Regions from separate parts of the Homo sapiens genome. Here region 2 is linked to region 1. The links are chromatin contacts, found by Hi-C or POLR2A ChIA-PET in ENCODE. All regions are on one chromosome and are shown on one strand. The core of a region is the stretch at or near the end of the contact, and the rest is flanking DNA. Distances in the headings are between cores, read along the strand shown.

What was found. A loop is a pair of places that touch in the nucleus more often than their neighbours do. ChIA-PET counts read pairs that join two places held with the same protein, here RNA polymerase II (POLR2A). Pooled maps may share reads with other maps.
Region 2: a loop to region 1 is called in a pooled map, with 2.8 times the contacts of the local background. The contact joins the enhancer-like site here to the promoter of ADNP-AS1 in region 1. A Hi-C loop is called at or near these places in 1 of 50 pooled maps. POLR2A ChIA-PET finds 5 or more read pairs at or near these places in 2 of 52 experiments (CD4-positive, alpha-beta T cell and activated CD8-positive, alpha-beta memory T cell).

The regions. Positions count from the first base shown.
Region 1 is chr20:50,929,692-50,932,630 of GRCh38, reverse strand. It overlaps ADNP-AS1 (ADNP antisense RNA 1), which reads right to left and starts at 1,647. Exons shown (of 3, transcript NR_110009.1): 1 at 1,577-1,647; 2 at 1,182-1,256. ADNP (activity dependent neuroprotector homeobox) reads left to right here and starts at 1,194. Exons shown (of 6, transcript NM_001282531.3): 1 at 1,194-1,805. RefSeq lists silencers at 706-885, 749-936, 1,236-1,455, 1,606-1,655, 1,796-1,975 and 1 more and enhancers at 1,036-1,155, 1,575-2,365.
Region 2 is chr20:53,651,235-53,654,027 of GRCh38, reverse strand. No RefSeq gene overlaps it. Among named protein-coding and RNA genes, the nearest start is that of ZNF217, 59 kb to the right of the region's middle. RefSeq lists an enhancer at 777-826. Within about 2 kb of position 1,372, at least 11 of the 41 ENCODE cell types and tissues checked have a DNase peak (open chromatin) inside an H3K27ac peak, as active enhancers do; they include CD4-positive, alpha-beta T cell, where a contact is called at or near this core.

The DNA.
Region 1 (2,939 bases), core at 398-2,897:
GGATGTTAAGTATGGCTTGAAACTATGTTAACTTGAAATGTAAAGAAACAGCAAAAGACAGGTGTATTTACCTAAAGATCACATATTAAGGAAACAGGCTTGGTTAATTCCTCACTATTGACATCTATTACTTGTCAATACATTTAACCAACCAATGATACTTTAAATCATAATGTTACTTTGAACAACCTACTTTAAAAGGTTGGTTCAAAAATGTTGAGGAGATAATGTATTGGTTGGGATTGACCTAAATTTACAAAGCAACCATGTGCTGTCTTATGCTACCCAGATTGTGGGAGCACCAAAAGCTATGTCCCTAGGACTACAAAGTGTGTTGTTTAAGGATCTTGCAGAGAGCCAATGCCCCTATTGGCAACATCACTTCTCATCCTTAAGTTTCACCAGTTGGGTGGCCTCAAGGCACTAGGATTCCCATTTTTTTTTTTATTCAGGTCAGAGAAGAGTCCATCACTGTGACTGGGAAGAATGTCAAGTCACAGGGTAACGGCGGACCTTAATAAAATCTCGGCCCCTCTGCACCGAATACCCCACCAGGAAGGGCTAAGGCATCCATGGGGTTGTGTCTCATCTCAAGTCGCTGTGTGAAGCACGAGGCCCTCACACCTCATTTAAGGCAGGAGGCGTCAGGGGCGACCGGCCAGGTGTCCCGGCGCCTTCCCGCCGCTTCTCAGCCGTGGAAGCGCGGGCATCTGAGCACGTGGAGCCGCCCCAGGCCGCCCCGCACACCCCTCCCGCCAGATGTAGTCCAGGCCCAGCTGGGCCCGCGCAGGGATCCCCAGCACGGCCACCTGACTGAGTGCTGGGCGTGCTGCGGCCCGCTGCTTCTGCCTCCGCCGCCGGCGCTGCGGCCAGAGGAAGGCGCCCGCCGAGCACACGGGCCCCGGGAGCGCACTGCGGCCATTATCCGCGGCGCCTCCTAGTGGGTCAATGGCAAATCCGCCTGGTTCTCGCGAGAGCTCCCCCCTCAGTGGGGATTATATAATTTCCCTCAAGCGGGGGTGGGGGTGCTGAGAGCACCCTCCCTCAGGAAAAGTTAGGTGCAAGCAGGGGTGGGAGTAAGAGGAACCCCCCCTGGGGAAAAGGGGGTTAGGGGTGCTGTCCCCACTGCCCCCCCCTATTTAGCTGGACAATGAGTCCTCTTATGCTAATGAGGCACTTACGTCACTTCCGCTCTTTCTCGGCCGCCATTTTGGCTAGGGCAGGTTCGGGGACTCGGTCCGAGGCGCTTGTATTGTCTGCTGAGGGGAGACGCGGGATCAGCCCCCTCCCCCGCCCGTTGCCGCCGCCGCCTCCGCCGGCCCGGTCTCCCCTCCGCCGCCCGCCGGGATCCATGAGCTGAACTCCCGCCCCCCCCCCCCCGGCCGCCGCCATCTTGTGCCCCCTCCCCCTCCCGCAGGCAGCGCTAAGGGGGATTTTGGCGTCTTCTCAGACACAGCTCCCTCTCTCGGTCCCCGCTGCTGAGGAGCGAGAGGAGCGCGGCCGCCGCCGCCCGCGCCGGTGAAGCCGCCTCTCCCACACCCTCCGTCTCCTCCCTCCGCCCCTCCTTTGTCTGCACCGCTCGACGACGCCGCCGCCGCCCGCCGCTCTGCTGCGCCCGCCGCGCCCCCCGGCAGCACCCGCGGCCGCGGCGCGAGCCGGAGTCCGCCGAGCCGGAGCGCGACGAGGCCCCGGGCGCGCCCTCCCCGCTGCCGCCACCGCCGTGCCGCCGCCATCCGCCCGCCGCCGCCGCCGCTGTCCGGCCCCCGAGCACGCCGGCCCCGCGCGCGCCTCGAGGCCGAGTCAAGGTAAGCCCGGCGCCGCCGCGCGCGGACCCGCGGCCCTGCCCTGCCTGGCTTCCCGACCCCGGCCCGCGCGGCCGCCAGTGCAGCCTGGCCCCGGGCGCGGGCGCATTGTTGTTCGCATCGCCGCCCTCCAGCCGCACACACGCTCCTTTGCACACCCCGGCGCCGACGGGTCCCCCGTCCCGGCACGGACCGCTACCCGACTCTGCTCCGGAGGTCCAGGCGCCTCCTCCTGCAGCCCGACCCCCTTCTCCGCCCTGTGAGCCCACCGAGGCCAGCACTCTGCCTGGCCGCCCGGAGCTTTTGCAGCTAAGGGCATCTCCCCCAGCCAGAACCGAGCTTCTCCCATCCTGGAACTAATCCCGTCCGCCCCCCACCCCCAAAAGGAGCCCCCCCACGCACACCCCCATGCCTTGAACCAGCCTTCTGCCAGGTCTGCCCACCCTTACCTGGGGGAGGGGGGACGGGGTTGGGGGGGGCGGGGAGCATGCATGGCATGGAGTGAGTCTTTGCCTCCCCTGTGCAATCCTTCTTCCCCAACCTGCCAGCTTTCCTCTTATCCTGACCACAGTTCACCACCATCCCTTTTCCCCAATCTCAGCTGCCTGGTCAGCACCTCTTTCGAACATTCTGAGCCCCAACTTTGCAGTAAGGTGGTAGAAAATGGAAATCCAGAGAGCTGCAAAAAGATTTTTTTTTAATGTAATGAATGGGGAGTAGTTTTGTGAACACACTCGTATTCACCTCTTCTTTCCTCTGGGAGGCCTGCCTGCCTTCCCCTCCCCCCCAACCTTGATCCCTGTCTGCTGGAAAAGGCGCGATTGCTTCTCTTCCTCTTCTGCCCAAGACCAAGACTCTAGGTCTGATATCCTTTTTAGCCACACACACACACCCCCCACACACGAAGTCTTCTTAATCTTCTTGAATTTACCAGTTACTCTGGACACTTCTTGCCATAACCCCATTTCACAGACAAAGGCTTAGGAGGGAAAAAGAACCAAACTGTTTCTGTGTTTGTCATGTTAATGATGTCCATCCCCACACACCCAGTTCCCATCCCTGATGCTTCTTGTGCCTGTATCTTGAACCTTCAGAATGAAAAAAAAAAAAATCTCTTGGATAGCTTGATACAGTTTC
Region 2 (2,793 bases), core at 123-2,622, 2.7 Mb before region 1:
TAAGTATATAATAGTACAGAAATGTACTCTTTTTTGTAAAAGACAATATGGAGTAAAAGGTTTATGAAGAAATTGATTTCATAAGGGACATCTGAAACTAATCAATGAGTATCCTCAATCCAAAGTCGGGGCGGTGGCTCACGCCTATAATCCCAGCAGTTTAGGAGGTGGAGGCAGGCTGATCACCTGAGGTCAGGAGTTTGAGACCAATCTGGCCAACATGGTGAAACCCCATCTCTACTAAAAATACAAACGTTAGCCGGATGTGCTGGCCCATACTTGTAATCCCAGCTACTTGGGCGGCTGAGGTACGAGAATCACTTGAACCAGGGAGGTAGAGGTTGCAGTGAGCCAAGATCGCGCCACTGCACTCCAGCCTGGGAGACAGTGAGACCCTGTCTCAAAAAAAATCAAAACAAAACAACAACAACAACAACAACAAAAATGCCCCAAGACAGGTCCAGGGAACTGGATGGTAAATTTCCAAGTAGAAACACCCTAATCCTGAAACCAAATTCTCAGTCCACAACTTGCCGTATGCCTGAGCTCCATCATTTATTTTTTAAATTGATTTTTTAGCAACCAGCTGAGGCCTCTGCTTCCTTCAAATATGCAACTATCATAGTTACTTCCTTCTACTCCTTCCCTCCCGTGGGCCCAGAGGGCTAACACAAAAATTTCCCCCTTGATAAATGCTGATAGCAGTGTGAGAACAGCTGCTTTTCCCCAAGCTTGGACAGGCCTTTTCTCAATTTTAATATGTATCGGCCCTTACTGACTAACCTCGGCTTTGCAAACCCTTGCTTGGCTGGAAAGACTTACCTCCTGCAAAATAGAATGGTGGTGTTAAGAATTTTAGCTTGCAGATAAACACATTTAAATGCAGTGATAGCTCTTGAACATTGCACTCCCAATTTAATCTTTAATTTCTCCCAGATACACAGTAAACTTGAAATGGTCTTTAAAAATAAAGACTAAAAAAATTAAAAAGCACTAAAAGCTTTAAGGATACATGTCCAAATTACCCTGTAAAGAGTTGTTACCAAACAAAACAAACAAAACACCACGTTCACAGAGATTAATTACAGGGGACCTAAATTGAGAACTATCTAGTATCATAAATGATCATGATAACCAACAAAACTGAATTAGCATCAGTTTGAGACCTCACAGTTAAAGAAGGAAATAGACAAAAAAAAGTCTACTGTTTGAAAAGTGTTTAAACATTGACTGCTGTGAAAAGGGGTATAAAAATAAAACCAAAGAGATGGAAGAACTGTTTTCTGTGTGCAGTGGGAAAGTTTACACAGTTGACAAGCTGTCATGTGGGGATGTCCCAGCAACATTCAAAAGTCTATTTCCTTAGATCAAAAAGGACAGACACAAGCCCAATATTTATATTAATATCTGTGCTCGTTGGTCATAGTCCCTCTTCCCCAGAGTAATTATATGCTGCATCCGTGGAGCAATGTGTCTAATACCTTAATTCTCTGAGTACAAAGACCAGTGGGGTCATATGACGTTGCTATATTTAGAAAAGGACCTGCTTTCTGTTTTGCGCAACTCTTAACAATTTTCTGCTCTGAAGAGAGTTTCAAATGTACATTGATCTTTCTCATATCGTGAATGAACTGAATTAGCACCTGTTTTCAACTGCCACGATACTTATTTTAAAAAAGGGGAAAGAGAAGTCTGTGTACTCTTAATTCAACAAGGGACATGGGAGGTGTAATTTTTTTTTCTGCCTTCTTCCACAGAACTTAACCAGAAAGCAGTGATATTTACCAAATTTTACAGAGGCTAAGGTAGGTACTGTACAACTGAACAAAGCAACATGTGGAATGGTGATTATATCCCACGGTGATTTAGATGAAAATTTTCCAAAAACAAAACAAAACAAAACAAATACTACTAATGTTGGGAAGAGCTAACTCATGTAACTACGCAAAGTAACTGTGAATAATTAACTCTAAAGAAGCAGAAAAATAATTTATTAGTTACAGAAATGTCTGTGTAAGCCCCTTCCTCATAAAATACCTGGAAATAATAATGATTGTTTAAATGAACAGGTTTTGTTTTCTTTTTTTTTTTTAAATCATAAACATCAATTGACTACAACAAGTCCAATCCGTTTGGAAGCATGCTTGCCATCTATCAATATATTTTTTTTAGTAACCAAAGGTTAATTTTATGTTGATAAAATGAAATGTACAATAAAAGTTAGAAAATGTATAAACTTTTTTTTTTTTTTTTTTGAGATGGAGTCCCGCCCTGTCGCCAGGCTGGAGTGCAGTGGCACAATCCCGGCTCACTGCAACCTCTGCCTCGCGGGTTCAAGCGATTCTCCTGCCTCAGCCTCCCTAGTAGCTGGGATTACAGGCGTGTGCCACTATGCCCAGCTAATTTTTGTACTTTTAATAGAGACGGGGTTTCATCATGTTGGCCAGGATGGTCTTGATCTCTTGACCTTGTGATCCGCCCACCTCGGCCTCCCAAAGTGCTGGGATTACAGGTGTGAGCCACCGCGCCCGGCCGAAAATGTATAAACTTTTATGTGCAAAGAGTATAATAAACATATGTAATGATAATAGCTTAATTTTTTTAAAAAAATTTTTTCTTTTGCAATGGAGTTTTGCTCTTATTGCCCAGGCTGGAGTGCAATGGTGCGATCTTGGCTCACCGCAACCTCCGCCTCCCGTGTTCACGTGATTCTCCTGCCTCAGCCTCCGGAGTAGCCGGGATTATACGCATGTGCCACCACCCCCGGCTAATTTTGTATTTTTTTAGTGGAGA